Linked DNA regions of Mus musculus: region 1 is linked to region 2. The links are chromatin loops, found by intact Hi-C in ENCODE. Cell type or tissue: left cerebral cortex. All regions are shown on one strand. Links, peaks and the distances in the headings refer to the core of each region. The heading gives the core; the rest is flanking DNA. Region 1 holds the start of Gm46657 (a long non-coding RNA gene). Region 2 overlaps Nhlrc2 (NHL repeat containing 2).

Evidence for each region. A loop is a pair of places that touch in the nucleus more often than their neighbours do. Peaks named below come from ENCODE experiments on the same cell type or tissue, not always from the same donor. Only the 100,000 strongest peaks of a DNase experiment are listed, where the experiment ranks them.
Region 1: it touches region 2 in a loop (8-fold over the local background); 2 of 42 quality-filtered maps call a loop at or near these places.

The regions. Positions count from the first base shown.
Region 1 is chr19:56,444,428-56,460,679 of GRCm38, reverse strand. It overlaps Gm46657 (a long non-coding RNA gene), which reads left to right and starts at 5,690. Exons shown (of 3, transcript XR_001782684.2): 1 at 5,690-5,966; 2 at 10,357-10,407. It also overlaps a transcript of Plekhs1 not described here. In left cerebral cortex, for the core only: a CTCF peak has its summit at 8,572; DNase peaks (open chromatin) are centred at 8,063, 8,613, 9,624 and 10,973; H3K27ac peaks cover 3,194 bases.
Region 2 is chr19:56,554,861-56,571,112 of GRCm38, reverse strand. It overlaps Nhlrc2 (NHL repeat containing 2), which reads right to left. Exons shown (of 11, transcript NM_025811.3): 3 at 242-697. Among named protein-coding and RNA genes, the nearest start is that of Nhlrc2, 15 kb to the right of the region's middle. In left cerebral cortex, for the core only: CTCF peaks have their summits at 4,862 (motif pointing left) and 5,613 (motif pointing left); DNase peaks (open chromatin) are centred at 4,861, 5,613, 7,440 and 8,679; H3K27ac peaks cover 3,074 bases.

The DNA.
Region 1 (16,252 bases), core at 3,635-11,634, 110 kb after region 2:
CAAGGCTGGTCTTGAACTCACAGCGTTCCCGGTCTCAGCCTACTGAGTCCTGGGATTACAGGAGTGTGCCACTATGCCCACCTTTGGATGGATAATCCTGACTTTACAGAACCTTCCCTAAAGCATAAGGCTCCCCATGAAAAGCGGAGTACACAGTACTGGTTAGCCTTTGGCAAGGGCTCTTCCTCCATTGTTTACTTCTGCACCACACAGAGGAGGCAGGCCTTGTTGGTTCTCCTTTTGGCAACTCTTCTGGGCTCCAGTCATGCAGAATCAATTTGTCCCCCTGCTGCACAGAACTTGCTTTGTTTGTTTTAGGAGAAACCATTTCTTGAAATATATTTCCTGATATACAGTCAATACCTTAGACCTGGAAACTCTCTGTGGCTTCACAGCCGGTCTTTGTGCAGATGTTACTAGTTAGTGTCTTAAGTAGTTCTTCAACAGCTGTGCTGGTCTCCACTGTGAACTGCAGAGCTATGGATAGCCTGTCACTGTGGTAACAATTCCTAACCAACAGAGGAAGAGGAAATTACTTTATGATTTTTATTCCTTTAAAACAATAAAACAGATGACAGACCCATGATCTTTCCATCTTCTGTCTGTCTGCTTGTCCATCTACCTATCCCACCATGTTCCCACATTTGTTCTTATTCTCCAGTAATAGTATTTTTTTTCTGGGAAGTTGCTTAGTATATCCCATAAGTACCTAAGAAAAGCTACTTGTACTATAGATGCAATGTAGAAAATGAAAATGAAATCTGCCTCTGGCATCAAATACTAACCTTGTGAGATAGCCGGAAACATGCCAGAAGACAGAAGTGTGGTGTTTTTCCTTATTAATCATTACCAACAACACAGGCAAGGCTGCCAGTCAAATACCTTTGCAAGTAAGCAGCGTCTTTGAAATTTCAGACAACTAATCTGCTAAATGCACGACAGACAGGCCTCTGTCACAAAATTACTCTTCCTGTTCCTCCTTCACCAAAACAGAGCTCAGCAGCATGTACTAAATGGAAATATCTAGTGTTTACGGGGAGGGATTTAATTCACCCAGAATATCATTTAGTCCTAACCCTCTTAATTTCAAAAAGAGGGAACTGTAATTTAGAGAAGAAATAGTTTGCTAAAGGCCACACAGCCAGTGACAGAAATGAAACTCCAGCCTATGGTGACCTTATGGCTGGCATGTGCTCTTCTGTAGCCCGAAATCTGTGAGATCTATGTTGGGACCAGTTTCTCTCAGCTTTTGACCTGCTCTGCTACCGACTGGTAAGGCTAACCAGGCAGGTTGCCAGATCTGTGGTTCTCATGGTCCCGTTTCTGTCCTGGTTCAAAGCACTCCCAGTACCCATTCAGGCCACAGTGTGATTCTGCCCTTGATCCAAAGCCAAGGGCTCACCAGTATGCAAGCTGACAAGACACGTGTATGCTCAATGTCCCTGCGGAGAAAACATCCCTGTTGATGCCACCAATAAGTAGTGACATCAACCACACTGTGGGCCATCTTTACTGCGTCTCTATTCTATACCAGATAACTAAAAGAGGTAAGATGAGAAAAGGCTTTACACACCGTGTCCTAGAGATAGTGTAAAAATGAAACCAGTGCAAAATTCATCTGTCCCATTTGGTGATGTCCTAATGTGAAGACAACTGGCAAGATGAAGTGCTTTTATGACCTTATGAGTCTCGTGACCAAACTGATGGGCATTATGAGTTGTACTGTTTCTACCTGCACATTTATGAGAAAAATCAGAGTGGCCTATACCTTATTTGTCAGACATCATGCTGAATGTCTGAGCAAAGCAGTCAAGAGTCACTTGGTGATATTCTAACACTGGCTTTGTAGCTCTGATTGTTTAGGTCAGAGCTGTCTGCCATTGTAACATGTTTTCACAAAACAGCATACAAGTCCCAGGGAAGGGATGTGTGGGAAATGAGTATCCCTGCAAGTCCTTTCTACATCAGGAAGGAACAGTTTTCCTACAATATTGGAGGAAGATTTCCTGTTACATCTGATTGGGCTGGTCATGTCACCTTAAGGCCAGTCTCTGAACCAAGAGGAAATGGAATCTCATTGGCTTAGACCTAGCCTGGTTCTTTCTACTGTCATCTGAATAAAGTCAGGTCTCAGCCAGAAAGGTGGGGAATAGTCACTGTGCATTCCCAGCCTCCCTCTAGGAAGGACCACAGAAGCAAAGCCTTTTCTCACCTTGATCTCTGCACTCTGGCCACCATGGTCTTCACACTATGATGGTCTTCTCTCTACAAATCCACAGTGTCCCCACTCTCTAGCTTACTCTTCCTAAACATCTCCCCTGACCAGCCCATCTTCCAGGTCCCACTTGAACCACACTTCCCAGGGACCTCTTATCTCTCAGTCAGAGGCAGGGTCTCAGGACACCATCTGATCCTATGCAAACTTGGGAGCACATTTCACTCTTACCATTTTACCTGTGTTTGTCTAATCATTTAATCGACGACTATTTCATCCTCCACGAGACCCTACACTCCACTGAGATTGAACCGACCACCCCACAGCAAACTGTGGTGCCTCCCACACTCTGTAATGCTATGCTTGTTGGATGCCAGTCACTGTGTTATGGATACACAGACAACAGAAAAGATGAAGAACTTTGGAGAACTGATCCTTGGGCCAGGGAGGTCTAACACCGCAGTGATAGTTCATCTCTACTTCCCTTTCCTTCCTCTCTCCATGGCCACCCCTGGGGCGTTGAAACGACCTATGTCTGTGTGACCCTTATAAACTGCTGGTCTCCCTTTGTGACTGCACCTCCCTAGCTTCGCTACTCTTCCCATCACCTCATTTCAACCCGGTTATCTCTTTATCCTCTCTGAGGCATCAAGACTCTTGGCCTTCCTCATTCCTTTGATGTGCCAGCTATGCTGCTGAAATGTAGTTGAAGCTGCCATTTCCTTACCCCTGTAAAAGTTGATGAGCTAGTCTGGGCTTTGCACAAGAAAACCACTGAAGAGGGGGAGCAGGCAAGCAGCAGGTCTTGTTTCTGTCCTCTCATTGGCTGATAACATATATAGTAGCCTGACACCAAAGTCTTTACTCAAAAAGGCAATGGCAGTCTGCCAAGCCTTGCTAACGTCCTCTATACTTTGTTTCTAGGTTGCTCTCACCTGGTTCTCAGCCGCAAGGGTCACTTCTCTTTGTCCCTTCCATTTACTTCTCTATTCACACACACGGTCACCCCATTTCAGGGCTCTCAGAGGTCCTTCTTCAGAACTGTTCTTCCTCTGCCTCTCCCAATGCTAGCACCATCATAGGGTTACCGTGGTAAGCGGCAAGGTTTAGGTTTGTCTGATGTGTGGCAATCTTCGGTTCAGGAGCAGAGACAGGAAATTCATGGGGGCAGGGTGACTCCAATCTGGGCTAGTATTTCCTAGGGAGATGTCACAAAAGAACAAAAAGAGGCAAGGAGTTAAGTATATTTACCAAAGAGCGTTCCAATGACCTGCAGAATCAAAGGGGATTAAAGAAGGAAGATAAAAAGAGATGACTGGATAAAGAAAACAAGAAGGGGATTCTTTGGGTGGGAGTCCTGCTGGCTGAACAAGAAGGCAGTTAGTTCTTGGAAAGAAGATGTTTGAGGGAATCTTTCATGTAGAGCAACACGGGGGGAAGGAAGGTGGTAGATTGTATGCAAGGCCCTCAGCTCCTACCACTTGTCCCCACAAAGTAGAGCAGCTGCAGGAACTGGGCAGTCCAGGCCAGATCACTGGCAACAAGAAGATCAAGGGACTGGACTAAGGTGTCTCACCCTCCATGTGGGTGTCCAGGAGATGGAACAAAGTCCTTCTGAAGCTCCCTAAAAGAGCTTTGGTTTGTTTGTTCCCTAATAGGGTTGTGAATGACCCTTGGCTGTGGCCTATAAAGGTTTTAGAGACAGAAAAAAAAAAGCATAAGAAAGGTAATAATATCCTCCCTATTAAGCACCACACCAACACACACACACACACACACACACACACACACACACACACACATTCATTTTAATATTGGATTTGTTGATAAAAGAAAGGACAGAGATGCCGAAGACAACTCTTAGATCGACAGAGTGCCAAAATCATGCTTCTCTTTATTTTGAAATAGCATTTGGGTCCAAGATGAGGGTAGAGGATGGAGACAGGTGTTAAAGGGTGAACCGAAGATTTCAGACTCAGGAGACAGCTATAGTAGTGATGCTAGGAGGCAGGAGGGATGCAGGAGGTGGGAGGGATGCAGGAGCTGGGAAGGATGCAGGAGGTAAGAGGGAGAATAGGAGGGAGGAATTATGAAGGAGGTAGGAGGGATGCAGGAAGTGGGAGGGAGGCTAGGAGGTAGGGATACAGGAAGTAGGAGGGAGGCTAGGAAGTAAGTATGCAGGAGGTAGGAAGAATGCAGGAGGCAGGAGGAATGCAGGAGGCAGGAGGGATGCAGGAGGCAGGAGGGATGCTAGAAGCCTTCTACTTGGGCTCTCTTTCCCTTGTCCTAAGTCTTTGTATTGTCAGTGGTTAGCCCTGAGCTGTGAGGTCTTGGTGGACAGTGGAAAGGGTCAGTTCACAATACAAAAGACAGAGAGAGAGAGGAGGAAGATGCCCGCAGGAGCAGTGGTCCCCACACCGAAGCTTACTTCCTACTGCCTGTTACGTTGTCCAGGATGCATACCGACTTCTGGCTTTCGTGAGTCAGTGATGGGATTTTCCTACAGCTCAGGGCGTGAGCAGCCTAGTTTATTTGCTTTCAACTTTGAACGTAACAAAACTGGCCATCTTTCGTTTCTGGGACCCACAGAAGAGAGGTCAGGCTGTACATAAACATATGAATCATAAATTTGAGGAACCAGACAAATCCCCATAAAATTATATTACAATCCAATTTGTATTGTGTTTCTGTTCCTCTGTCCTTTTTTTTTGTATTGGGAAATGTGTTTTATTTTTTCTTCAATGTTTTAATCTCTTTCAAGCTCTGCTCTAGCCTGATGAACCATGACCTAAAGCAACTTGTGGAGGAAAGGGTTAACTTCAGCTTACATACAGGTCACAATCTGTCACTGAGGAAGTAGAGCCAGGAACTCACGCAGGCACTGAAGCAGAAACCATAGAGAAATGCTGCTCACCATCTTGCTCAAGGCTCCGATTCAGCTACTTTTCTTGTGTAATAGCCCAGGCTCACCTGCCTAGGGATGGTACCCTCCTCCATCAATGTAGCAACCAAGAAAATGCCCCCATGGACATGTCCTCAGGACAATCTGATGGAGGTGATTTTGCAGTTAAGAATCCCTCTTCTCAAGTATGTCAGATTGACAACCAAAATTAGCCATCATAATCTACTTCAGTTGATTACATTTAAAAGGAAGGAATATTTGACTTTTAATGTTTATTGGTATGAATTGTATAACAGCAAAGTGGGAGCAGAAAAAATTAGGCATATAATTCTCTGTTGGTGAATATGAGAGACACATGCATAGAAAAAACAAATGAACAAAAAAAAAAAAAACAAAAAGCCCAATGTGTTTGTCAAGATCACTAGGCTCAGAGTAGACACAGGAGAGAGTTACTAAGTGGGTATTTACAAAGAAGTCAGTTGAATTACAGGAAGTAGTCAGGCATGGTGAAACACCGGGGCTCACTACCTGCAAGCTTTACCATTTCTAGGCCTGGTGAAATCAGAGGAGAGAGGAGGTTCTGAGGAGATTTGTAGCCAGGGAAGAAGTACCACACTGTTGCAGCCGAGGCTCTAGGAAGTTCCAATGTCACTGTCAAACCATGTTCAGAACGGAGAAAGCAGAGACAGGCGGGAGTGGGAAGGATGGGGCGACGTCAGCAGAGGAGCAGATATGGAAGAGCCAGCAGCAGGACTTCAGAGAGAAGCAGTATTTGGGGAAGAAGTCAGCCATGTCCTCTGCCACCAAAAGGAGGACTGAGCCAAGGCTGAGAACAGACCCCTGGATTTGGTAAGACGATGTCCTGCCGACTTTAGAAGAACCGCTTGTGAAGGGGTGTTGAAATGAGAGTCTGATTGCAGCGGGTCAATCAGAGAAAAGACTCATATATCTTCTGAGGGCCATTGCAAGAGGGAAGAGGGGTTCTGGAGGGTCAAATGAAGGTATCTAGAGGGGTTATGATCTGGGGAAGGCAAGTACTAGCGTTAGTCCATCCCATATTGAGGGAGCTGGGGTGTTTTTATACACGCCTCCAGCTAACATCATCAGTAAGACAGCAGTTCATCGGCACAGATAACTTTTGGCTTTGGAAGGCAGAGGTACTCCCCACGCAGAAGCACATAGCTACTGACAAATGGGCAAAGGACACTGGCTGATATGATTGGCTGTCTCATCACCACGAACTACACATAGGGCTGCAAAAGGAGCGTTAATTAGACACATGACCAGTCTGCACTCAGTGGTGAGGATAAAGACATTGGTACAACGGGGGCTTACGATTCCACACTCAACCTATGTTTTGAGGATGAAGAAGACAAAGTGTATCCTAGGCTAAATGATGGTTTCACCCTGAAGGAGGTCTGTATCCAGTCTCCAGAACTTGAGTCTGTTACTTTATATGGCCAAAGGGGAATTTAAAAACATAAACTAAAGGGTCTGGAGACTGGAAGAAGGGCCAGGCTTATTCAGCAGGCATGGCAGGAAGGAAGAGAAGACCCTCTGCTGGAGACTTGGAAGACATAGTGAGTGGCCAGGAGCCAGGGAATGTGGGCATCCTCTAGCATATGGAAAGGGCATAGATTGTCCTCTGGAGTCTATGGAAGGAACCTACCCGCAGAGGACTTTGGTTTATACATCTGACATTTGTCACCAAGAGCACATCTGTGTCATTTTAAGTCTCTGATTTTATAGTCGTTTGCGAGCACAGCAAACTGGACACTGTCATGGGGAAAGCAGATAATGGGTTAATGGAAGACTCTCCTGCAGAACCTCGTGAGCACCTTGAACATTTGCAGCTTGCAGAAATACTGACGATTACCCTGTGCACACTTCCTTCCCGCAGACATGACAGAGCTAGCAGGGGCCAGCATCATTCCATCTACGTGTGTAGCCATACACCTGGGAGGTGTCTTCTGTCAGATGGGCTTTGCAGATAAGGCATAGCTCCATGTCGATGATGGTCTCATGGGGACATATTTATCTCCACACTCGCTGTGTTCTGTACATGGACTCTGCATAACTTTATACATCAGTCATACCTCAGTATGAGGAGGAAGACAGAAGCACAAACCTGAGTGATGACGCTCCTCCCCTAAGCGCCGTGCTCCACCTTACCCTCAGCTAAGCTGTAGGGCTGTGCTCCACCCTACCTTCACCTAAGCTATTCCCACCACAACCTCCCACCTGGACCTCTGCTTCCACATTTCTGTCTCCTTGCTGTTAGCCAGGGAGTCTTCAGCAGCAGCACAGCACAGCACACCTATACCCCCTGCTTGAGTATCTCTAAGGTTTCCCTTTTCATGACAGTGAACCCAGTGCGCTCACATGGCTGAAAGGCCTGCATTATCTATCAACGCCCCTTTCTTCGTTATTCCTGAGTTTCTTGCTCTTTCTCACAGAGGTCTGGTGGGAGCTGCCTCAAGGTCTCTGCCCTTAACTGCTTGCGCTGCCTCCCTCTCCAGCCTGCTTCCTGCACACATATTAATCTCCCCAGAGAAGCCTTTCCTGGCTGATCTTCCCCAGCCTGCCACCTCACTGTTTATAGGCTCTGCATCTTATTGATCTTACTACTCAATACTTCCTGGTACATGAAATTGTATTAACTATCAGTGTTCTTGACCAGATACAAATTCTTCAAGGGCTAAGATTGTTTCATTTTCTACTATATCCCCAGTAACAGAAGAATGTTCCACATATCGGCCAAGAAATATTTGATGAAATATACACAAACAGGTTATACTACATATATGGTCATTTCTTTTCAAGTGTCATGGATAGTTAAGGACAAATGGTGAATTTGCATGGAACTGTAGTTTGCTGAGAATAAGCTGGGTACATTTTTATGTAACCACCCACATCTCCTGTCTTTATTTCTGAAAGAGAAATTGGTCTTCGGCCCCCACATGCCTTGTCAAGATAGGGAGGAAATTAGGAGCCAGCTGCTTGAGTTGAAAGTGAACCATTCCACACATTAATTTCCAGTCACAGATTGGTCTTTTTTGTACCCTCAAATGGGAGTGAACTTTTTCCCACAGGGTGTGTGGTTGTAGGGACTTGGCTGGTGAACTACAGCATTTCTTACTGGTATTTTAAACCCAATCCACTCCTTGTAGTTCATTTCCAAGTCTGATTTTAATGTGGCCATTGTGCTCTGTCCTTGTTGTATTGGTTGCTTTCCTCATAGCTGACAAAAACCCAACAAACACAACTCCAGGGTTTATTCTGGCGACTTCTGGGGGTGCAGTCAACCATGGAGAGGGGGAGTCTAGGGGAGTCTAGGGGGCAGGAGCCTCCAGCAGCTGGCTCCATTCTGTCCAGTCAGGAGGCAAAGGCAGATGAACGCAAGAGTTTAGCCAGCTAGCTCCCTCTGCATGTCGTCAGGGTTCCTGACTGTGCAACTGTGCTCATCATATTAAAGGCATCCACCTCCGTGAACCTAGTCTACAGAATCCCTTACGGACACTCCCAGTCACATGACTTCTTGGCAGTTCTGGATCAGCCAAGTTGGCCAAGTATTAGTCACCATGCCTACATTGTTTGAGAAGACTAACATTTTTGAAATTAAAATATAATTACATCATTTCCCCTTTCCCCCTTTCTCCTCAAAACTTTCCCACACCCCATTCCTGCTCTATATCATACTCATGACCTCTGAACCCTTTTCTTTAACCATTGTTTGCAATCCATATAACGTTGCTAATATGTATATGACTTCGAAACTGACCAGTTACTATTGGTCAACACATTTTTCTCTCCATTTTTTTCCTTCCCACCCTCAGCATCCCTTAGTTGCTCATGGTTCTTTGTCTAGGGTTGGTACCACACAAGTTCCCCCTTCCATGTGGGCTCGTCGATTGGTTTCCCACTTGTGTAGGCAGCCATGCTATTGATGCTGCATGGGCATAGATCCCTGACATTCTGAGGAGACACAGCCTCAGCAGGCATCTTGCTTCTCTGACTCTCATCTTCTTTCTGAACCTCTTCCTCAAGGTTCCCCAAGTCTTAGGTGCAGGAGCTGTAACTTCTAAAATTTAAATAACAAGAGCTGGCTGAAGGTATCCATTATCACATGTTTCCTCTGCCCCCTTCCTGCTCCCATCTCCCTTTATCCAGACTCCCTGCAGGACAGACCCTCTCTAAGTTCCAACTCCTCATCTCTCCATTCCCTGCCCCCCAGGTGTCCACCTCCTTGTGCACAGATTGAACAACACAGACTCCTGAGAGCAGCCTCAAGCTCAGCTGGGAGGAAGTGCTGCTTAGCATCCACACCAGAGAGGCTCCCTGGTGACCCTAAGGTGTCAGTGGTGGCCAGCCATCACATTGAGTCCCCTCCTTGTGGTCTATAGAAGCCAAACTAGGTATTTTCATCACCCTCCCCAACCCCACAAGCCTTTTGCTTGATGAGTCAGAATTCTCACAAAAACACCCACCAACGGAAATGAGTCCTTACGGGTGTATACTTCTACGGAGCTTGAAAAGCTTTTTCTCTTCAAGTTATTTCCCTGGCTCCTCCCAACAACTGGGTGAGAGACAATAACGCTAGAGCAATGTTCTGTGGTGTTCGCTCCAGGGCTACCAGATTCAGCTAAACAAACACAGAAACAAACCAGTAACAGTAGCAATTAGACAATGAGCAAACAAACAAAACAAACAAAACAAAACAAAACAAAACAAAACAGACCAAACTAAGATCATGGAAAGTTCCATACAATATCCGGTGTGTGCTCACCCTAAAATAAAAATCTATCTGAAATTCAAATTTATTTGGTGTTGACCTGATTGACAGAAAGAGCTTCTCCAAAGACAATGAAGTTGTTTTGGAAATGAATCTTGCAATGAAATTACACATCCACAGGAAATCAAGGATGTATATAGAGGAGCAAAGGGGGATACCGTAAAATGCCAGAGCTACATAATCATCGGGAGACAAGTAATTATTCATGTCTGGGAGAACCAAAAGCAAGGGGCGTCCATCCAAGTTTGGACAGGCAGTTGCTAGGTTAGAGTGTAAGACTGTGATTCCTTTGTGTAAAATGGCTGGTAGATCCTCTTGTCATAGTTCTTGATTTCAGAAATACATGCACAAGATTTCCAACTCTCATTGTTGTTGTTGTTTTGACGCATCTCCAATCTGACTTTGACAAAAGTGACCCCATGTTGATTATGACAACTTTCTCTCTAGGCGGCTTGCACTTTGCCTGGAAGCTCTACAGGAGTCTCTTCCACAGCTCAGGTAAATTGTGAATGCCCTCTGCTGTCTCCATAGCCTTTCTCTTCTTGCATGGACATCAGTATCCTTAGAAAGTGCCTTCGCTGTATGTCAAAATCCATCTATGACCTGTTCTCCCACCTCCCTTTCCAGAGGTCCTTTCTGTGTCACGCATTGTCATAAGGTCTGGCGTAAAACACACTTATTGAATGTCTTCTGGTTCTATGCAGTGTGCTGTGTGCTTCATCTCCTTATATCATGTACTCTTCACAAGACCCGTGGAAAGAGGTCGTACACAGAATAATTTCTACTCTAAGATGGAGAAGCAAGTTTGGGATAATTACAAGTCCTCTGGGCTATCTGACACGGGGGCAGTGGAGTTAGGACTTGAAGCCGGGGTTGTCTGACAACTCGGCCTTTCTCCGCGTGGTCACTAGAACCAGGTGTTGACATAGCCACATGGCTCACTGGTCCAGTTTTATGCCTTGCTTGCCTTGGCTTTCTGAAGCTCCCAGGCTCTGGAACAACCACTGAGTAGACATTTTCTCCATTCCACGTGGGCGGCATGGGAGATTAAAAGGGTTTTCAATATAGCAATTCTTAAGATGTACACATATCCTTGGAAACCTTATTTTTAACTATGACAAAGAAAGAGTGTCACCACAAAGCTTTTGAAGAAAGGCATTGCCATCACTGCCAGCATGCTAAACTCTAAATTAACCCAGGCACAGTGTTCTTTAAACACATTTGCTGAAACGGAGGGGCAAATAATTTCTAGTTAATTCCAGTTAACAGGCCATTGCTGTGTAGCAAGAAGCTGTTTTCTGTGTCCTTTTTTCACATCTTTTGGGACAAGCTACTCTTTGGGCTTTGGTCTGCAAATATTTGTATAATTCATGCATGCTCAAGGAGAAAGCTTGTGTCCTCACGTCAAGCAACATCATAACTAGCGACCCAAAAGCAAAAGAATTCATCTCTTTCATCTTGGTACTTAAAAACTGTCTGTACTTAATGCAGTCGAGGAGCAGGGTAACCTGCAGGAGCTGAGAGCGTTTCCCCAAGTGTCTAAGGACAGGTTCTAAACCCTCAGGAAAAAAAAACACTTGAGAATGGATTGTTTCCTTCTCTGCTTAACACTAATCTAGTTAATTGTGGAAGCTGTTTCAGGAAGAAGAGATTTCTTTTAAAACATTAGTAGTGGGGATGAAGAGACGGCTCAGCGATTAATAATGCACGCTGTTCTTGTATAAGAGTTTGGTTCCCTGAACCCATGTTGGTGGCTTCTAACTGTAACTCCAGCTCCAGGGGATCTGACACCCTCTTCTGGCCTCCTCAGGACCTGCATTCAAGTGCACACATCCTCCTTCCTCATGCACATAATTTAAAAAGTTAAACATCAGGATGTATCATGGAGATTAATGGTCCCCTCTTGTCTAGCAGAAACTGCCAAAGCGATTGACTCCTGGAGAGGCAGTGCATCTGGGCTAATCTGCTGAAGGCTTGGTGGTTCATGTCTGCCTTAAGCACTTCTTAGTAAATTGCCTTGAGCTTAAAATTCCTAGGTAGACTCTCAAAATTCCCCGGTGTGTTAACCCCCTGAGTCCTTTGCCAGTCGGTCTGGGGAGAGGATACTGTGTTGGGTACTTTCTCATCACAGCCAAGAAGCAATGGAAGACATGAGAGGCTGGTCTGGCTCGATCTTGGTATCTTAGCCCACGTGACAGAAAAGGCAGAGCTGAGTTCAGAGCAGCAGGCACACAGAGCACAGCAGCAGGCACACAAGCACAGCAGCAGGCACACAAGCACAGCAGCAGGCACACAGAGCAGGACCTGCCACCCTGGCAGCTCAGGAAGCACGCAGCTGAAGCCAGCATCTCATAATAAATGTCCCTCTGCTGCTAGCTTGACTTCGTGTCCCAAAGGTTCCTTTGGAACCAGCACCACTAGCTAGAGACCAGGTGTTCACGTACAAGAGTCTGTGGGCCATCTCACATCCAAACCAACAGACATATACCAGGACTGAAAACAGCCAATATCCCGTCCCACGGGATTCAGTTATTCATGGGTGTGAGGGAGACCGCAAACCTGGAAGAAAATGGGATGGAAGAGAAAAGAGAAGCGAAGACCAAGTAGATTGTACCTATCAAGGTCTCCGTTTATTATGCTGAGGTGCCTTGTTTTAAAGCATACATCGCAATCGCGGGGGAATAGGGAGGGGTCGAGGGGGAATTTTACAAAGAACAAAGAAGCAGGCATCTGCTGACATGAGGGCCGAAGTCAGGCTCCAGGCGGCAGGCACTCTGCGTCTTATCTCCGGAACATAGATCCTCCTTAACAGCCTTGGGGTGTCAGGCCGGGCTCAGGTGTAACTCATGTCCTTGGAAGTCATGAGAGTCAGGAAGAGATAGGGAAGAGGGGACTATAATTCAGCTTTTACAGCCTCAGGTGCCAGGAAGGGAATAGGGAGAAGGGAGTGATAACCAGCTCCTAGCACGAGGCCATTTGGCCTGTCAGGGAGATTGTGAAGGGCTCGCTTTCTCACAGGATGGTCTCTGACAAACCAACACACCACTAAATTCCCTTTAGTATCTATAGCAAGTCTGCTGTCCTTGGAGGGCGGAATCAGAAAGGCCAGTAATGGCGGTTAAACATAGATTCCTGCTTTTCATCCCAGACCTGAACGGTAGTGGGAGTGGCCCAGACTAAGAAACTGCTGCATTAGACAGTCCACTAAGGATGTTTTGACACTCCAAAGTTCTGGAATCAGTAAAGTAGGAATCTCCAGCTCCAACCTCCTCTCCCTTCCTGTTCCCTCCATTTTGCTAGAGGCTAGAATGGAAAGTATTTCTTCCAGCAACCTATCCCTGAGTCTGCAGGCAGAGGGGCAGCTCCCATTTATACGCAGAGTTGGATACATACAGCTCCCCCAACTACTTTCCTGGGGTGACTTGCTCATTTCCTCTGGGGTGAGCATCATCTCGGTCACATTTGAAAGCACCCAACGTAACATGACATTGGACAATGAGCTGTGTTCATGAGGCGTTGGCCGCTTCAGTCAGTCCCTGCACTTCGGGAAGACTTCGGTTTGGCAACACAGATTAGAAGACATGATCAGATGAGAGGTTTGGGGGCAGAGGCAGCACATGGACAGTTACTACCACCAGCAGCATCCCCCTCAGCATCTTAGCATCACTGTCATGGATGTCTACTGCTTACTGATGATCTTTGTGCAGGCGTCTCACTAAATCTCCCACTTTTACATAATTTCCTTTCATCTTCCTATTACCTCTTATGTAGATGATGAGACACAAGGATCACATGGGCAACATGTGGTCAAATGGAACAGCTGAAATCAGATCATAGGTCCAACTCAGAGTCCAATTTTTATTTATTTGTTTGTTTGTTTAATGTATATGAGTACACTGTAGCTGTCTTCAGACACACCTGAAGAGGGCATCGGATCCCATTACAGATGTTTGTGAGCCACCGTGTGGTTGCTGGGAATTGAACTCATGACCTCTGGAAGAGCAGTCAGAGTTCTTAACTGCTGAGCCATCTCTCCAGCCCCAGAGTCCAATTTGTAAGCATTCCAATGCTTCCTTGCTATAAATAAATAAATAAGAAAACACATGCTTTGCTGACTGATATTTGTTTTACATAACTGAAGTTAAAACTAGAATTAGACCAGACCCACCCTGTCATTAACCCTTCCTTCTCCAACCCCTTTACAACCCCCATACTATTTGCTCAGGTCAGACCATTGGAGCTCAAGAAGTCCTTTGTCACCAGGCAGTGGTGGCACATGCCTTTAATCCTAGCACTTGGGAGGCAGAGGCAGGCGGATTTCTGAGTTGGAGGCCAGCCTAGTCTACAGAGTGAGTTCCAGAACAGCCAGGGCTACACAGAGAAACCCTGTCTCGAGAAAAAAAAAAAAAGGAAGTCCCTGGTCTTGTGTGTCTGGCGCTATAGCCCTTCTAAATTTACATGCCATTGGCATCATTTGGCTTTAAAAGCTGGAAACAAATTTGCTGAAAGCTGTGTTGGCGTAAATATTTACAATTCCAGATAAACTAAAAGTTGTGACATCAAAGGCAGCCCCTTGCATTGGACCATGTATTTTCAGGTGTTGGCTGATCACATACTGTGTGATGCATGGACCTGCAAGCTAATGGAGTTTCCCTGTCCACGTCAGTGGTGAGGGGCTGGCTGGGACTTTTCAAATATTGTCCTTAGTGTGTCTGTATTCATGACTTATGAATCCAAAAGAACCACTTAACATCTGATCCTAAGCAGTCCCTGAGGTCCATCAAGAAAGCAATCTATGGCCTGAGGGCACAGCAGTGAGGAGAGAGAATCACTCTCTGGGAGGCTGCAAAGGCAGGAAGGGAGGTGGGAATGGAGGAACAAGCACCCAGGCTTCAGTGCAGAACCCAACCAGTGAGAATATGCAATACAATGTCTTCTACTTAGACATCTCAGAGCCTGCGGATCACATCTGCAGACACTCTGAGAGCATACAAGTGATCCTATCATAACACTCGGCAAACGTCTATTCAGAATGGAGATGGGCACAGGGGATGGAAGCTTATGGTTCACAGGCCACAGGGGGTGCGGGGGCAGCACTACGGCCTGTGACCTCAGAAACTGATACTGCCTAATCTCCAAATTCATATGCTAGTTGTATTTGGAGGCGGGCCCTTCGGAAGGGTTATTAGTGGCGTTTCTAGTTGCTCTGGCAACACACCTGGCAAGCAACTTAAGGAAGAATCAGGGTTGGTTTTGATTGTCAGCCTGACGCAACGTAGAGTCCCTGGGAAAGGCAATCTCCATGTGGGGTTATCATGATGAGACTGGCTCATGGATAATGTCTGTGGAGAGGTTATCTGCACGTTAATTGAGGTGGGTGGAATCCTAGAAAAAGGGATATTCTGGACTGTGTAAGAGTGGGGGAAAGGAATCCAAACCCCTGAGAATCAGTATGCACTCATCCAGAGCTTTCTGCTCCCAACTGTGGACAGAGCATGACCAGTTGTTTCACGTTCCTGTAGCCTCGACTTCCACACAATGACAGTCTCGATCCTGAAATCAGGAGTCACATGAACCTTTCTTCCTTAGGTTGCTTTAGTAGGGGTATTTTATCGCAGCAACAGGAAATGAGACAGGATTTATTGTAGCTCGCAATCGGAGGGTATCCTGTCTGTCACGGCAGGCTCCTTACATCACCTCAGGAGTCAGCCAACAGGGGTGAGCACTGTTACTCAGCCAGCGTCTCCTCTGTTTCTTCAAGTCTGTCCTGGAGTCCTTCAAGCCAGCGAGATAACTCCAAATCCAGTTAGGCTCACAATGAGGATCCACACCACAGGAGGCACGTGATCCCTGACAGCAGGACTGAGTTCAGTGCAGAGAAAATCCAACTGCATAAATATGTGATCCTTCAAACCGAGGAGCACACGCATTTAAAAACAGACTTGTTGCGGAAGCCTGGGGTGACCTGGGAAGAATCCTGAAATGCTGGGATACTGCTCTTTGTCTTCCTGGCTCATTTCAGCCCTTGCCATGTCTGCATCTGCAGATCCAACCAAGATTAAACATATGTGGTAAAAACCCGCATCTGTACCAAACATGAACAGATGGTTTTTCTCATCACCTCCCTAAACAATACAGTACTATGACATTTACAGAGCATTCACATTGTGTCAGATGTTACGAGTAATCTGGAGACGATTTAAAATACACAGAAAGGAATGGTGAGATGGTTCAGCAGGTATAGCGTGTGGTCCACAGGCATATCCAGACTTCAGATGCACAGCACCCAAGTAAATTCTGGCTGAGGATGATGGCCTGTCTGTGACTCTACTGTCTGGAAGGC
Region 2 (16,252 bases), core at 4,181-12,180:
CAAATACACCTAAGAGATGATATAACATAATGATCTCCTTTTGACGTGAAGCTTCTGGGTTTTGTTTGCTCTGAAGAGGACGGGGAGGTTAACTCAGACACACAGACTAAATAACAAAATAACTCGGTGATAAAGTCACAGGGCAATTCGGGCTGCCTTTGTATATACACTTGAGCTATTTTTAAACCGGAAAGATATGACAGACTCATCAATAAACAGCATGAGCAGGAGCAAACCTTACCTCCAATGCTGCTCTGAATGCGCCCATTCTTCTGGATGACCAAGATCCTATGGTGCCCTGTGTCTGCCACCACAAGTCGACCAGTAGCATGGTCCACTGCTACTTTGCCAGGGAACAGCAATGGTGAAGGTGGCAGAGACTCTTTGAAGAGTTTTATTCCAATTTTTCCATCTCTGATCTGTCCCCTGTCTTTGTAATACTTTAAAGCAATAGACGTATATGAAAATAGTTTATCTCTGTGTCCCTCTCCAATCAAAGAAAACAGCAGGTTTCCACGGGGTCCCAGTATGACCAGTGTTGGCCAGCAAGAGACTTCAAGCTCCTGCCAAAGGCTGGCATCTGCATCGTTAACCACAGGGTGGGTGATGTTGTATCTGAGGACAGCACTCTTGATGTTGTCCAGGACCTTCTCATTGGGAAACTTAGCCGAGTGAACACCGACAATCAGAAGGCCATCTGAAAAGGGGATGTGCATGTTAGACATTAGGAAAATCTGAAAATAATTATCCATACACTAGAGCTCGCTTATTAATATAAAAAACCTATAGATTAAAAAAACAACTAGATTAATGTATTTAATTGTATTTAAAGAAGTATATACAAAACTAATCAATCTAAATCTCAGACAATCTTGATTTTAACATAAACACAGGATCACATTCATGGGTAGGATTAGAACTCTACATTTTCAGGTAAAACTTTTAAAGAAAATGGAAGGACTCAACCAAGGGAGGCGCACCACAGAAGGTAGGGCCAGTGTTACCAAGGTAAAAGCTCTGCTGTCAGCTGAAGCCACTCGAGTGGCTAACACTCCAACTGAAACCCCACTGCATTCTGGTCAGAGAACCAGGGAAGCCAGAGTGTGGAGAAACAGTGAAAATACTATTGTCTCAACTCACATGTCTCCAAACTACACATACATAAGGCAAGACCAACAATGCATAGCAAATTCTGAGCACTAAGAACTGAATTACTGAGTAGAGAAGATGGGCAGAGGGGCTGGAGGGGTGGTGCAGTGGTTAGGAGCTTACTTCTCTCATAGAGGACATAGGTTGGGTACCTGGCACTTATATGGTGACTCACAACCATCTGCAACTCCAGGTTCAGAGTATTCAGTGCTCTCTTCTTGTCTTGGAAGCATTGCATTCATGTGGTGTGCGTGCGCACACACACGCGCGCACACACACACAGTCACATACACACACACACACACACACACACACACACACACACACACACACACGACCAATGCGCATACATTAAAAATAAATATATTTTTAAATTTAATTTTATTTGTAATTCATTTTTTACACTCCATATTCCATTCCCCCCATCCACACTCCAACTGTTCCACATCCCACACCTCCTCCCCACCCCCATCCCCCATCTCCACATGGATGCCCCCACCCTCATCCCCCATCTCCACATGGATGCCCCCACCCCCATCCCCCATCTCCACATGGATGCCCCCACCCCCACTCCACCTGACCTCTAAACTCCCTGAGGCCTTCAGTCTCTTGAGGATTTGGTGTTTCATCTCTGAATGAACACAGACCTGGAAGCCCTCTACTGTATGTGTGTTGGGGGCCTCGTATCAGGTGGTGTATACTGTCTGTTTGGTGGTCCAGTGTTTGAGAGATCTCCGGGGTCCAGATTAATTAAGACTGCTGGTCCTTCTACAAAATCTCCCTTCTCCTCAGCTTCTTTCAGCCTTCCCTAATTCAACAACAGGGGTTATTACTTCTGTCCATTGGTTGGGTGCAAATAACTACATCTGACTCTTTCAGCTGCTTGTTGGGTCTTTCAGAGGGCAGACATGCTAGGTCCCTTTTTGTGAGTGCTCCATAGCCTCACTAATAGTGTCAGGCCTTGGGACCACCCCTTGAGCTGGATCCCACTTTGGGCCTATTGCTGGACCTTCTTTTCCTCAGGTTCCTCTCCATTTCCACCCCTGTAATTCTTTCAGACAGAAACAATTATGGGTCAGAGGTGTGACTGTGGAATGGCAACCCCATCCCTCACTTGATGTCCTGTCTTCCTGCTGGAGGTGGGCCCTATAAGATGGGAACTTATAATCAGAAGTAACCGTGCTAAATGTCTACTAAAACAAAACTAAATTTATCTATCAGGACTTCAATAGAACCCAAGTTCCACATATCACAAAGTTCCAATATCTTGTATATAGTCTGAAATTACTGTATACAATGTATACAACTGTATACTATATACAATGTCTTATATATAACCTGAAACCAGTGCCCAGTCATTCAGAGTCACAGTAAGATCCTGCCTTAAACAAACACCATAAAGAAGGGTATATGATTAATCATCAAAGGAAAAATAAACAAGATATTGATGCCAAAATAATTTCAATCAGCAGAGACTTGAAGCAGCTATAAAATCATGTTTCATTAAGTAAAAGAAAAATACAAATGAAATGAATGAAAAGACAGGAAATATAAGCAAACAGATAAGACCATAAAAGAAAAACTAAATGAAGATGTCAGAGCTGAAAACACCTACTTGAAACGAAGAAACTGAATGAGCTCACTAGCAAACTGGTGGCAGAGGAAAAGGCCAGGAGCCCTGAGGTAACATCAGAGAAAGGACACTGGGAGACTGAGTGAAAAGAGACACTTCTTCAGGCAACTTGGGATCAGCTTAGAGCATCTAAGGAGTTACAAGAATCCAAAAGGAAAAGAGAAGAAATCAGGGCAAAACAAACATTGATTAATGCCTAATGTTCTCATTCTAGCTAAGGAATTAGTATACGTAACTTCAGGCCAGCATAGCATCTAAGACCCAACAGAGGAAAACATGCCTTGACAGCTCACGATCAAACTGCTGAGAAGCAACAACTAAACAACCAAGGATATCTTGGAAAATCCTGAGGAGCAGATAGATGCCTGGGAAGTGGAAGGGTAGGAGTGGGCAGAAGTGGGAAGGATTTGAGACTTTGGCCAAACTGCTCACCTTTTATCAGTTTTCTCACTTGTGGGATGGGGAAACATCATGAATGACTCCCTAGGTTAAGTGAATTAAGGGACAATCTGTGTAAGGAATTTAACAGTACTCAGTACAACAGTGAACTCTCACCCAATTTAACCATAAATTAAAAAAAAAAAAACCTCTAAATTTCAAAAGAAATTAGCAATATCACTCTTCACAATTATGTCCCATAGGGAAACATGCGGGATGTAATCTATATACATAATACAGTACATTACTCACATGAGTAAATATGCAGACATGCATGGGGTCATCTAGTTATAGGAGGCTGGATTATATTCCGTATGAGACACAGCTGAAGGGAGTAAGCCAGGCTAGACACAAAGGACACACAAAGCCTCAGCAGACTCAGAAGGGACCCCAGGGAACCCCAGCTTCTCTACCCTATGGTCCAGAAATGTGTTGCTCCACAATAAAGAGCACTTGCTAGTCACATTAAATAAAGCAGAGCCTACAAGGATTCTAGTTTGTCCTTCTTTCCTTTGTCTTTCTGTATCCATGGCTCCATCTGCCACTGAGATACTAAACAGAAGCAACAGCCCCTTGCAGACTGGTCAGTCAGCTCCTACAGTAAGTCCTCATTCTTTGTTACTTTGATCAGCTCCATTTTTTTCAGAACAAACCCTGGCCATCAAATACACCTCTACTTACAGTGTAGTTTTGATCTCAGCTCCGATCTGTACACAGGACATCCTTATCTGTCCAGGGCAGCTTTCCTACTCAGCCAGAACGAGACGAGAGCTCCCCTGTGGGACATCCATGCACACGTGCAGCACACGCCCTCTGAATCCTTCACCTTCCTCACTGCTTGCTATAGCCTTGATGCTTGGAGAGGGAATGGGTACCATACCTGGTTTGTATACCTTCAGGGTGCTGAAACGTGGCTTTATGTGGCCTGGCTTTTCAATCTATTGGGACAACTCCAGTAAGTTTAATGCACATGCTTTTGTGAGTCTGGAGCTCGTAAGACGTTTTTGGTTTGGTCTGTAATTTTAACAGTTTTATTAAGCTGTTCTTTGGACTTTTCTGGGTTAATAGTCCCTGGTATCTTATAGGCCCTTTTAAGATGAAGAGTGAAGGGTTGTTTTGTTTTGTTTTTTTCCCTATTTAGGTTTCTTTTTCTATTCTAATTTCAGGTATTAGTTTGGGTGGTTGGCTTTTCCTGAGGTTCTCCCAGTAGTCCCACGCTGCACCTCCTTCTCTTGTCTTCTGAGTCGCTCACTCTCTCCCTGCACTGTTGGTCTTCTGGGGCTCAGCCTCACCCACTAGAGCTCTCTGCCTCCCTCGACTTCGCTGCAGTCTCGACTCCATCGTTACACGCAGTCATCCTCCCTTCTACATCCTGTCGTTCAGACTTCGTTTCTAATACAATCTTGAAGTCAATCAATACCCATTTCTTCTTTTCTTTTTAATTTTAGTATTTCTGATCCAACTTGGTTTTCATTTGTCTTAAGTGTTGTTTGAAGATATTACTCCAAAAAGGAACACAGTTGTTAAGTCTGTGACTCTCAGTGAGGATGTCCACACACTCTCTTTCCTGTAGTTCTGCATGGCTATGACCACCTTATCATCCTATAAACCAGGTTCCTAGCCTGAGAGCTCCCTCTTCTGACAGCTCTGCTCTCTGTGCAGTTTCATTTATGGACACCACTCATGGAGGAGGTGCTGGCTGTAATTCTCCTTCCTTCATACTGGATCCTAAACTTTCCCTTTCATTTCCTTCTTTCGCTTTGGGGCCGAATCTAAGAGGAACCACACCCTGCTTGTGTATTTGATGTTTGTCCCAAAGCAGACTTCTCTACGCTTTCCATCCTCGTCCTTCCTGAACATTTAAGGTAAGCTAGAACTAGGGCATCCAAACCTGTGCTAACATTTTAAGCTTGGTATTGGGGATTTCTTACTAGGACCTATTTGTGCTCTAAGTCTTCAGAATTACTCCTACTTTTTTTTTTCCTTTTTTTCAAAACTGTTGCATTTTATTTTTTCTTTAACATTTTTCACACAATGTATTTTTATTATGTTTTCCCTTCCTCTAATTACTCCCACCACTCTACCTACTCAATTTTACATTCTTTCTCAAAATATAGACAAAAAACAAAACACCCAAAACAGAAAAGCAGTAAGAGGGAAAAAAGGAGAAAACAAACAAACAAAATGAAACAAAAAGCCCACGAATAAACAAACTAGCAAACCAACCAGGAGTTGGTTTTGTGTTTGCCAAGCACTTGACTTGTTCTTCTGGTGCTGGTTAAGCTGCCTCTGTCCCTGTCTTCAGCTTGCATCAGGAGCACCTTTAACTAGAGCTTAGTTTATGTCTTGATGGCCACGTGATGTGAGGGCCATGGTGCTCCATCTGGTGGTGCTGTGAGATGCAGAGTCAAATACGGTTGTTTGTTTGGGAGTCAGGGGAAGACTTTAAAGCATGTGTATTAGGTACCCTTCTCGTTGCTATGACAAAATCGTCAACAAGAAGAGACTTGAAGAAGGGTTTGCTGTGGCTCGCAGTCTGAGGGTCCAGTGTGCCACTGCAGGAAAATCCTGCTGACAGGAGTGGGAGGCATCCAGCTGTGAAGCAAAGAGCACCAAATACTGGTGTCCTGCAAGGTTATAATTCAGTAATTCATGAGGAACCCTAATTCATGGGGAACCCAGCCTCATGGGATGCTGCCCCTCAAAGTTAAGGAGTGTTTCCTCACTTCAGTTGTGCTAATATGGATAATCCCTGAGGCGTGCCCTGACTGGTCTGCTAGATAATCCCACATCCTGTCTATCAAGTTGACGAAATTAAATCTTACAGGTGGCTTCCATTTTCCTTCAGGCCTGGAAACAACACAGATACATTTTGTTTAACATCATGTGTATAACTTACATAAAGTAAGTCTTCCATATTTTGTTGGTTGATTAAATAACTGTAATCAAGTCTAAAAATGAGTCTCTTAATGAAGAAATGCTATAAGTATCAATAAATGCTAAATATAAATGCTGTAAGTGTAAGGCACAAGGCAAAGATAACTGCTAGCTCTACTACTACTTGACAAAGAGGTGAGGTACAGATAGGGAGACAGCAAACACAATTACACAAGAGAATTACTCAAAGACATTAGAATTACAAATACCTGCATGTAATGTGATATAATTAGTATGCCAGAAAAATCCTTGAGATTCAATTAAAAAGATTTAGCAACTTTGAACATAAAATTAATACTTCAAAATAGCCTTCATAGAGGCAAACAATAACCAATTATCAACTTAATAGAAAAAAAGGGTACATGTATGATAAACTGCTATGTTACATCTATAGAATGATGTTTAGATAGGTAAATGTTAACACAGTGCTGAAGCAGTCTCTCTGTCTCTCTGCCTTTCTCTCTCTCTCTCTCTCTCTGAAGCAGTAGGAATAGTCTCTCTGTCTCTCTGCCTCTCTCTCTCTCTCTCTCTCTCTCTCTCTCTCTCTCTGTGTGTGTGCTTGTAGAAATGTAAGTGAACATGGCTCTAGAATGCGGAATTTAGAAATATGCAGCAAAATGACTTTTACTCTCATTTCTAGGAAATGACCCTTAATTAGTCCACCATTATGTGAAAACCTATCCCTCCACAAAATTAGTCATTGTAACTACTGAGCCAACCTTAGAGCCAACATACAGGAAAATGGTTGAATTACACTGTATATACACTGTGAACTATTATGCACAAAATGTACACCACTTTCTAGTTAAGAGAAAAAGTAGTAAGAAATGAAATAAAGTACAAGGCAGAAGCAGGTAAAGAAATAAATAGGTGCACGAATGATCAACCTTTCCATTTCACTGTGAAAGCCATGTTGTTATATATCCACTCCACACACACCTGGATGTATGTGCGCGCACACGCGCACGCACGTGTGCACACACACACACACACACAGACACACACACGCGTGCACACACACATACAGGCACACATACACTCACACACAAAAAGGCTACAAAGATGGCAAGGGTGCTAAAATGAAATACAAACAGCAACAATGAATTCCCTGCCCTTCAAATGAACACAGTAACTTCTGTGGGAGGCAGGTGGAAAGACTAGCCTCCATAATTGTTTAAGTCTTTGAGAGGGACTAAACTAAAACCAAAGACAGCTCAGGAATCATGAGCTCCTTGGAGAAACGGTAACTTTGGGGATGGGCTGTGAAAGCGCAGGAGGAACTAGAAATATTCTGGTGTGAGAAGGAAGTACTCCAAAAACAGCAAGAGCACAGGAGGCGGCTGGTGGGCAAGGCACTGGGTAGATCTGGGACAGTGCAAACACTGGAATAAATAACAGTAATGATTCAAAAGTCACCAAATTCAAGGAGGAACCCACAACTTAAGCCCACTTGTTTCTGCATGTTATATAGATGTAATAATATTAATCAAAGTAGATGGTGGCTATTTCCTACTTACCTTCCACCTAATCAATATATCTCAATATTTTCCCAAAGAAATGATGAAGGGGTGACACCTCAATGATGAGAAGTTAAAATGAGGCAGAGAGTGGTGAAGGAGATTCAGGGAGAGAAACCAGCACATACAAAGACGACGGAAGTTTGAGACAGTAAGAATAAATACCCAGAAATGGTCGGCCTTCAAAGCCATGGTCAGAATTTACACCTTATTCTACATGCAATTGAAGTTATATGGAGACTGAAAGGCAAGTATCAAAGATACTTCAAACTAACCTCATGAGCTTCCCCTCCAAATCTGCACTTTCTCTCGTGCTTTGTTATAGAACTGCATTATTATACATCCAACTATATAAGCAAGAACTCAAGATACAGAGTCTCTGTAATAACCCATGGGCAGCCTTCATCATCCATGTTTAACTCATGACCAAGCCCTATTGATCTTAACCCCTACAACTTGTTCAGTCTGTACCCATCTGTAGAGAGCATGAGAGCCTTGTGCTCACAGATAAGCACCAGGGAAAGCAGGGATGTTAGACAGGCTGGATTGTCTCCTCAGGGGGAATGTCTACTTGCTTCTACACAGAAGGCTGGGAGGAGATGCAGTTAGCAGCCTGGTGATCTGTGCTACCTATAGGGCCAGGCCACATACGAACTCCCCAGATCCTTCCTCCCTAGACCTTTATCGTGAACATTGTTCCTCGGTCAACAGAACCCATTCTATTGCACGTGTACTTTATAACTTGGTAACCACCTTGTTATCTGTATGACTGGGATACACCAGGTTCTCCCCTAGGCCCTTAAGCTGTAGAACTCATCTTTATGGAAGAGGTCACATGTACTTTACAAAACAGTTCTAATGCAGTCACGCCTTAAGCTTTATTGTTCACGTGGGATTGAGTCAGTTGTTACCAGGAAGCATTTATTTAAAACCGTTCTGTATTTGAATATGTCTAAAATAAAGTGTCCAGTATCAGACTCTAGAATCTGAACCAACACCGGCAAAGTCTTGCTGAGCTGATTTCCATCTTGCCGCATGCACATCATTACCTGCTGACCCTGGTATTTGCAGATTGCCACACCTGTCTTATCCATAATGAGTTATCTCCCTAAAAGTCAGACTGAACTCTTAAAAACACACAACTATGACTGTATCACTATCTTGCAAAAAATCCTTCACTGTTCTTAATATGAAGATCAAGTCTCATTCCAGCAGCAGCTCTGCGGGACTCAAAAGGCAGTCTGTGTTCTGGTCGGCGGAGGCTTACCCTGGAGACCCAGCAGGAAACTCTACAAGAGATGGGACAGGGAGCCACCTTCCCAGACACAAACGCCTGACACCATGAGTCCTCAACTCCACAATCTGGTGACTATCAGTCATGTAGACAATGTCCCGAGCTCCTGGTATTCTGGCTAGACTCCACCCCTACAGTTAACCTGGCAATAACCAGGTATGCTCCTCCCCAGTTACCTGGCAACAGCAAGGTAGCCCAGCCCACTATAAAAGGGGCTGCTTGGCCCCTCTTCTCTCTCTTAAGCTCTTATCTGTTACTCTCATTTTTCCGCTCTCTTTCTCTCCCTCCCTTCTCCTCTCTCTCCATGGGGTCATGGCCAGCCTCTCCTTTTCTTTTTCTTTTTCTCTCTTTTTCTTTCTCAAACCATGGAACATTTCTGCTCACCAAGACCCTCTGTGTTAGAACAATGAAAGAGGCCTTCCCCTAAAGAGCCATCTCCCACAGGAAGGCCTCCTAGTGTTTCCAGCCACCAGACTGGACCAAAGACTCTCACCCAAGGGGAACAGCCCAGCGCCCTTTTATCCCCCTGCCCCCTTCTCCTTTCGGCCCCCGGACTGACCGAGCTGCCCCTGGGGCCCTCACTTTGTTCTCAGCTCTTCTGCGACACACAGTAGCATCTGGGATGTCCAAGACTGAGAACCTGTTGTCTCTGGGCCAGCCCAGAGATCTTGGACTGTTCCCTCTCTACCCCCCGGGGACTGGGGTTACCGGCTTCCCACAGCCAGACACCCACTCTGGTGGCACAGAGAGCGCATGGTAGTAGTACCCCGCATCTACCCACCCAGAGCCCCAAAGCTCTGGCACGAGGCAGGTCTCCCACCCCCTTATTTCCCCACAATCAGTGCCCCACACAACTCCGTATCGTTTGCGGCTCCCAAGGTGCTGTAGCTTCCTTCGGTTCCTCAGTATATCCTTACAGTAGCCCTCTTCTCCCATCTTTCCATGGTTCTAAGCATCTAAAATCAACCATAGTCTAAAGTTATGGAATAGGAAATCACAGAAGTCAATTATTCATGTTTTAGACCACACACCCTCCTGAGTAGTGCAGTGTGATATCAGCCCACTGCAGCCCACCTCGTGTCTATCATCCCCCTTTCAAGGTGATCATGTTGAATACACTACCCACATTAGCCACCTAGTCGTTGTATTAGTTGTGTTCAAGTAACCAACACTCTGTATGGCCCTAAAGCTCAGGAACAGTAATGCTAGCAATTTATGTTTCTCAATAAAGAAGCCATATATTTTTTTCTTTTTCTTTTTTTCAGTGAAAAGGTGAGAGATTCTGACTTAAGGAATGAAAATAAAATCTATGGTAAGAATGCATATTTATTCATCATCCATCAAGACAGAAAAAGAAACCTGTGCTAGTCTTGCTATTATATCTCAAATTGCAAATATTACTTAAGGCCATAATCTGATACGCACTTACTAATAAAAAAGGGGGCCTCATAGGTTATTACAGAGAGTGAGCAATATCCACAAGGCTTTGGATATACGCCTTACAGGTCAAGGGCACTAGTATGTAAGAAGCAGAATGAAGATGACTATATATATCACACAGTCCAAATACTGATTCATATATAGACAAGTATCAAATATCTCTTCTCATTTTTTAGCTCTGAGTCTTAGAATATACACCTATTTTTCTTGAACTAGTTTGCTTTTTCTATTAGCTGGGTCATAACAAGTACAATGAGAAGGTTCTTCCCTCTGCAACTCCAACATAAGAATCAGAACATGAAGACCAAGAAGGAACAGGAGAGGAAAGCAAAGAGGAGTGGGAAGACAGCAATGGAAGGAGGAAAGGAGAGGGACAACTTCCAAAGCCTTAGCAAACATGTAACTTCTAAACAAATCATTCCAAAAGCCTGGAAGAAAAGTGTGCTGGTTTCTATGAGAATGGTCCCCACAGGCTCAAATATTTGGATTTTTAGTCACCAGAGAATGGGACTGTTTGGGAAGCACTAGAAGGATTAGGAGGTGGGGCCTTGCTGGAGAAGGTGTGTCACACCAGGCTCAGTGTCTCTGTTTCTGCCGGAGGCATATGGATTACGATGTAGATCCCTCAGCTACAGCTTTAGCACCACACCTGTCAGTTTACTGCCATGGTGATCATGGATAAAGTCTCGAAAACTGTAAACAAGACCCCCATTCAATGACTTTTTTTTTTAAATATAGGAGTTACTTTGGTCATAGTGTGTCTCTTCACAGCAATAGAACAGTATAAGACAGAAAGATAAACACATACAAAATCAATTGAATTCATTGCAACAGAAAGTGTTTAGCAGTAGTCCACACAATAGTCTAATTTGTGAACTAAAACTATTTGAAGGCTTTTTGAATACATTTTAAAAAGTAAAACCTGTGCCCTAAGTGGCAAGCATAACTTTATAAAAAGGAGAGAAACCATCTCAGGCACAGGGACATTACAGTGTCACATTACATGTAGTATACATTACAGTATTAAAAAGCATGAGAAAGGTATGAGAAAAGGCTAAACTGGCAGTGTTGCTGTTCAAGCAGAAGATCTGAGTTCAGATCTAACACCCAAGTAAAAAGTAGGACACAACGGAGGCAGGTCCACAGCCACAGCGGAGGAGAGAGAGATGGAGGCAGGCTGACACAACAGCTCCACTGCCACAGCAGGAGAAATGGAGGCAGGCTGACCCCAGCGACTCTGGCCAGACAGTCCAGCCAATCTGTGAGCACCAGCTTTACCAAGAGCCCTGCCCCAACAAATGAGGAGAGAGGCTGAGGGAGATTCCTGAGGTCAACCTCTGGCCTCCACACACATACACCCAGGCACGCCCTGCCACCACCATGCAAAACTACCACAGATGACCTGGGGCAAAGCTAGGCAGGCTGAAACAAGGGGAAGAAGGGTCCCATGGGCAGAAGACACTGGACAATAGGTACTTGTACTTAAAGTAGTAGAAATACTGAAATCAAGACCACTAAAGATTAAGTTGAAGCAGAGACCAGAAGCAAAACAGAAAGAAAAAAAAAATCGTTAGGCTCTTGATCAGACTAAACCCCTGAAAACATGCCATAAAATGACCAATATTTTCACAGGAGCTCACCTATTTAAGAACACAGACTGATAACTAGATGGGTTGTAGGATAAGAGAAGAAAATGTAAACTACATACAGATAAGAGTTAACTAGGAGACCCTACCGTCTGAAGGGCCTCTGTGTAAAGGCTCTCGCCCGGCACCTGGATGTGGAAAGGTTCCCACCACTCGAGACACCACAGGTGGAGTGGCTCACCACGGCTACACTGTGTATAAGTCATGTGATTCATGCTGAACAAGCATGTCCTTGGGAGTCTGATGTTCTGGAATATGCCACAGAAAAGAAGCTGCCCCCATAAGCACCTCTGCTAAAAACATGTGAGATGAACTTAAGTGGTGGGAGGTTCCCTAGGTGACTGTGTGCCAAATGTGTCTCTGTCCACGCTGGAGGAGGTGCGCGCTTGGTGTCTCCACCAAGAGAGGACTGGCACCCTGCATCTGGTCTCCCCACACCGCTCCTGAACAGCTGGCTCCTGTCTTGATCCTGCTTGTGCTCTGCCCTGTAATCACTTGGAGCCTCAGCGGCAACTATCTTCTGACTCCAAGCCTGAGTCTTCACCTGGTTGGTCCTCTATACTGCCATTGAGGGTGGTCTGGAAACTGACTCAAAATGAATTAAACTTAACTCACTTCAAGGTTTACTATACTGTAAAGTTAGAGGTGCAGTCCTGCAGACTACTAAAGTGTAAAACAGGTAAGGCCTCACATACTGCATAATATATACTAATGCTCATCCGACAGTAACAAAATATTCAGCCTTTAAAAGAGAACTCTGATGCAAGCCAGGCAGTGGTGCATCTCAACACTTTAGAGGCAGATGCAAGAGAATCTCTCTAAGTTCAAGGCCAGCCTGGTCTGCAAAGCAAGTCTCAAAACAGCCAGGGCTGTTACACAGAGAAACATTGCCTTGAAAAACAAAACAGAAATCTGATGCAGTTATGCATTAAATATACCTAGAAATGACACTGACACATGCAAAGCTAAGAAAACGCTTTGGTATAAATCAAGAATACTTTTCCTGTGCTAACAGCCACTGTCCTAAGTGAGTATTATAACAATATACTTCTGAGGTAACAGCATAAAGAAGTTAAAATCTTAGAAACTCTCATGTAGCAAGCAGAAATCACTTGGACTGTTACCAATTTAATATAAACACGTTGAATCACTATGGACTAATGACCTCAGGGCAGAGTTATCTCTTTTACGATATTTAAGCGTTAGAGTGACTCTTTACAACTGAGCAGGGTTTACTGTTTGTTTAAAATAGTTTTTTCATATGCTATTACAAAAATGATATGGGCCACTATTGCAGGCCTGAGTTTGAAAGCTGTTATATATTTACTTACTTACTTACTTACTCTGGGTTTGAATTCATGAGAAATCCTTCACTTTGCTGAGCATCCTGTGAACTAGGATTTAGACTGTGCTTGCTGACCGTCAGGACAGAACAGCATTGCTCCGCTATGTTCACAAATGTCTCAGACATGAAAGGCGTCTGTAAGCAAGCAAGTTTAACCTGCTAACAGCCGACTCGACTTCCATCTGATGATTCCGAGATATCTTTTCAACATGAATTGAATTACCTTCTGACAATAAAGAAACTTTTGTGTTACCCAGATTTTCATGTGGTAGCTTATTATTGCAGCAATATTTCTTTGAAATTACAAGGCTGAGACCACTTCCCAAAGTATTTTCCAAGGCTTAAAAATTTATTCCACAAACAGTATTCAAAATAGACAAATGCAGAAACACAAATTACTCATCTACAGCAGTGGTTTTTAACCTTCCTAATACTGTGGCTCTTATGCAGTGCCTCATGCTGTGGTAACCCTCAAAACCATAAAGTTATTTCATTGCTACTTCATAACTGTAATTCTAATACTGTCATGAATTGTAATATAAATATCTGATATGAAGGCTATCTGTATATATGTGACCCCCAAAGGGGTCATGACCCACCAGTTAGTAATTGTTCTACAGTCAAACAGTCTAAGAATAAGATATCCCATGGTATGCTTGCAAACTAGTGATTTGATTTGATGGAATGATCAAAAACAGCATTTTTTAAAAAAATTTCCTGATTTGTAGCATTTGTTGACTTTCATGGTATAAATACTTCTCCTATGGCCAGTTTCAAGTTTACGGTTGGCTCATAAAACTGTCTATATACCTAACAAATGGATCTCACTAGTCGGTAGGATTTGATGCTAATAAACAAACTGAATTTCTCCCAAAGAGCAAATATTTGTCTTTATAATGTTAACTTTAAAAGTAAAAACAGAATAAAGCATCCCACCGCCCCCATTTAGAAATGGCATTTCACTCTATGGTTCAGGCAGGCCTCCAAGTTGTCACGCGCCTTCCTACCTCAACTACCCACGTGCTGACATTACAGCATGCACCACCACATGCCGCCAGTTTTGTGCTCAGAGAGGTTATTGTCTATAAACTTTACTGCCGTAACAATCCTTTAATGTAACAGAGAACTAAGTACAACCATACTGTTGGACATCCACCTCCACCCACCATCCATCTCTGACCTCCTCAGCTTGCAAACCTGAAAATCCCAGACACAAAGCCAAGGCCATCCTGGGATAAAAGTAGGCTCTAAACCAGCCGGGCTAAGAATGAGAGCCTACCTCAAACAGAGTGCCTGAAACTTAGTCTGTTGCACAGTAAGTCTTTACTAGTCTCTTTCCACGCCATTTTCCCCCCTATCTCTATGATTTTTGACTATTCTAGATAACTCACTTAAGTGGAATCTCTGTGTGTGTGTGAGAGAGAGGTTGGTTATTGTACTTAGTATAATATCATACTTCCCTCATGAGAGTGAACAGGAGCCAGAGAGCGCATGTCAACTTCCCCTTTCCACTCACCCTGCAGTAGGTCTGGCTATTGCTGTGACTCGGCTGCAGTGACTAACACAGTTGATAAAGGTCTGCCAAGGTCTCGCTGTCTCTTCATGGTTTGCTCTTGGGAGGCTCTGTGCTTTCAGACAGCTCCGTTTCATCACTGGCACACAATTCCATGTGCTCTTCTAATCCTTATTTCAATGAAACGAGTAGTGCTAGCTTCACCTGCACTTCTGACTGTAATCATCTAGCTAACATTGTCAGATATAATGATACTGCCAAGAAATCAATTATTAGCTTCAATTATTTTCCTATTGTCTATTCTGTTTTTTTCTACTCCAACCTTCACTGTTTGGTGCCTTCTGCTAAATTCATGGAAGTTAGTTCTTTTTCTAGTTCTTTATGCTATAAATTTGGTTTGTGTATTTTTGTTTTTGTTTTTGTTTTTTTTTTTTTTGAGACAGGATTTCTCTGTGTAGCCCTGGCTGTCCTGGAACTCACTCTGTAGACCAGGCTGGCCTCGAACTCAGAAATCCATCTGCCTCTGCCTCCCAAGTGCTGGGATTAAAGGCATGCACCACCACTGCCTGGCTTGTATTTTTTTTTTAATGTGTTTATATGTTTTCCTATAATATAGCATAAATATTTGTTTGTTTCTAAATATTTTCTAATTGTCTTGTAACCTCCATTTTGGTCTATTGGGTATTTAAACATGTGTTTAATTTCCACAAACCATTCATCTCCTCAGCTTTCTTTCTATTGATTTCTAACTTTAATATATACTTGGAATATTCTTTTAAAACCTACTGAAAAAACTATGACCTGATATATGGTCTGTCCTAGAAAATGATCCACGTGGACTTGAACAAAATGTGTGTGCTGACAGTGTTGAGATGTTCTATGTAGGCTGTAGATCTAGCTGGGTTAAGAAATGTGTGTCCTGACAGTGTTAAGGTGTTCTGTGTAGGTTGGAGATCTAGCTGGCTTATTGTATCTTTTAAGCCCTTTATTTCCTTACCTATCTTCTGTCTGGAATTGCATTCATTATGGAGAATGGGTATTGAATTCTTCAACTACTATCACAGAATTGTCAATGTCGTCCCTCAAATCTGCCAATACCTTTCATACTAATCTTTACTATGCATTTGTCTACTAAGTCTTGCAGAAATCAAGCTACAACATCATGTTTCAACAATGTAGCTTTTATAACTAACTACCAAGTGTTCACTCACACCTGTTTCTTCTCAGGCTTTAAGATAGTATGTGGCAGGTGCTCATGTCCACCTGCAGAACTCTTAGGAGCTTCCCAGCTTCTATGTTTTCCTTTCTTTCCCACTTGAGAAATTTTGTGCAATTGCAAA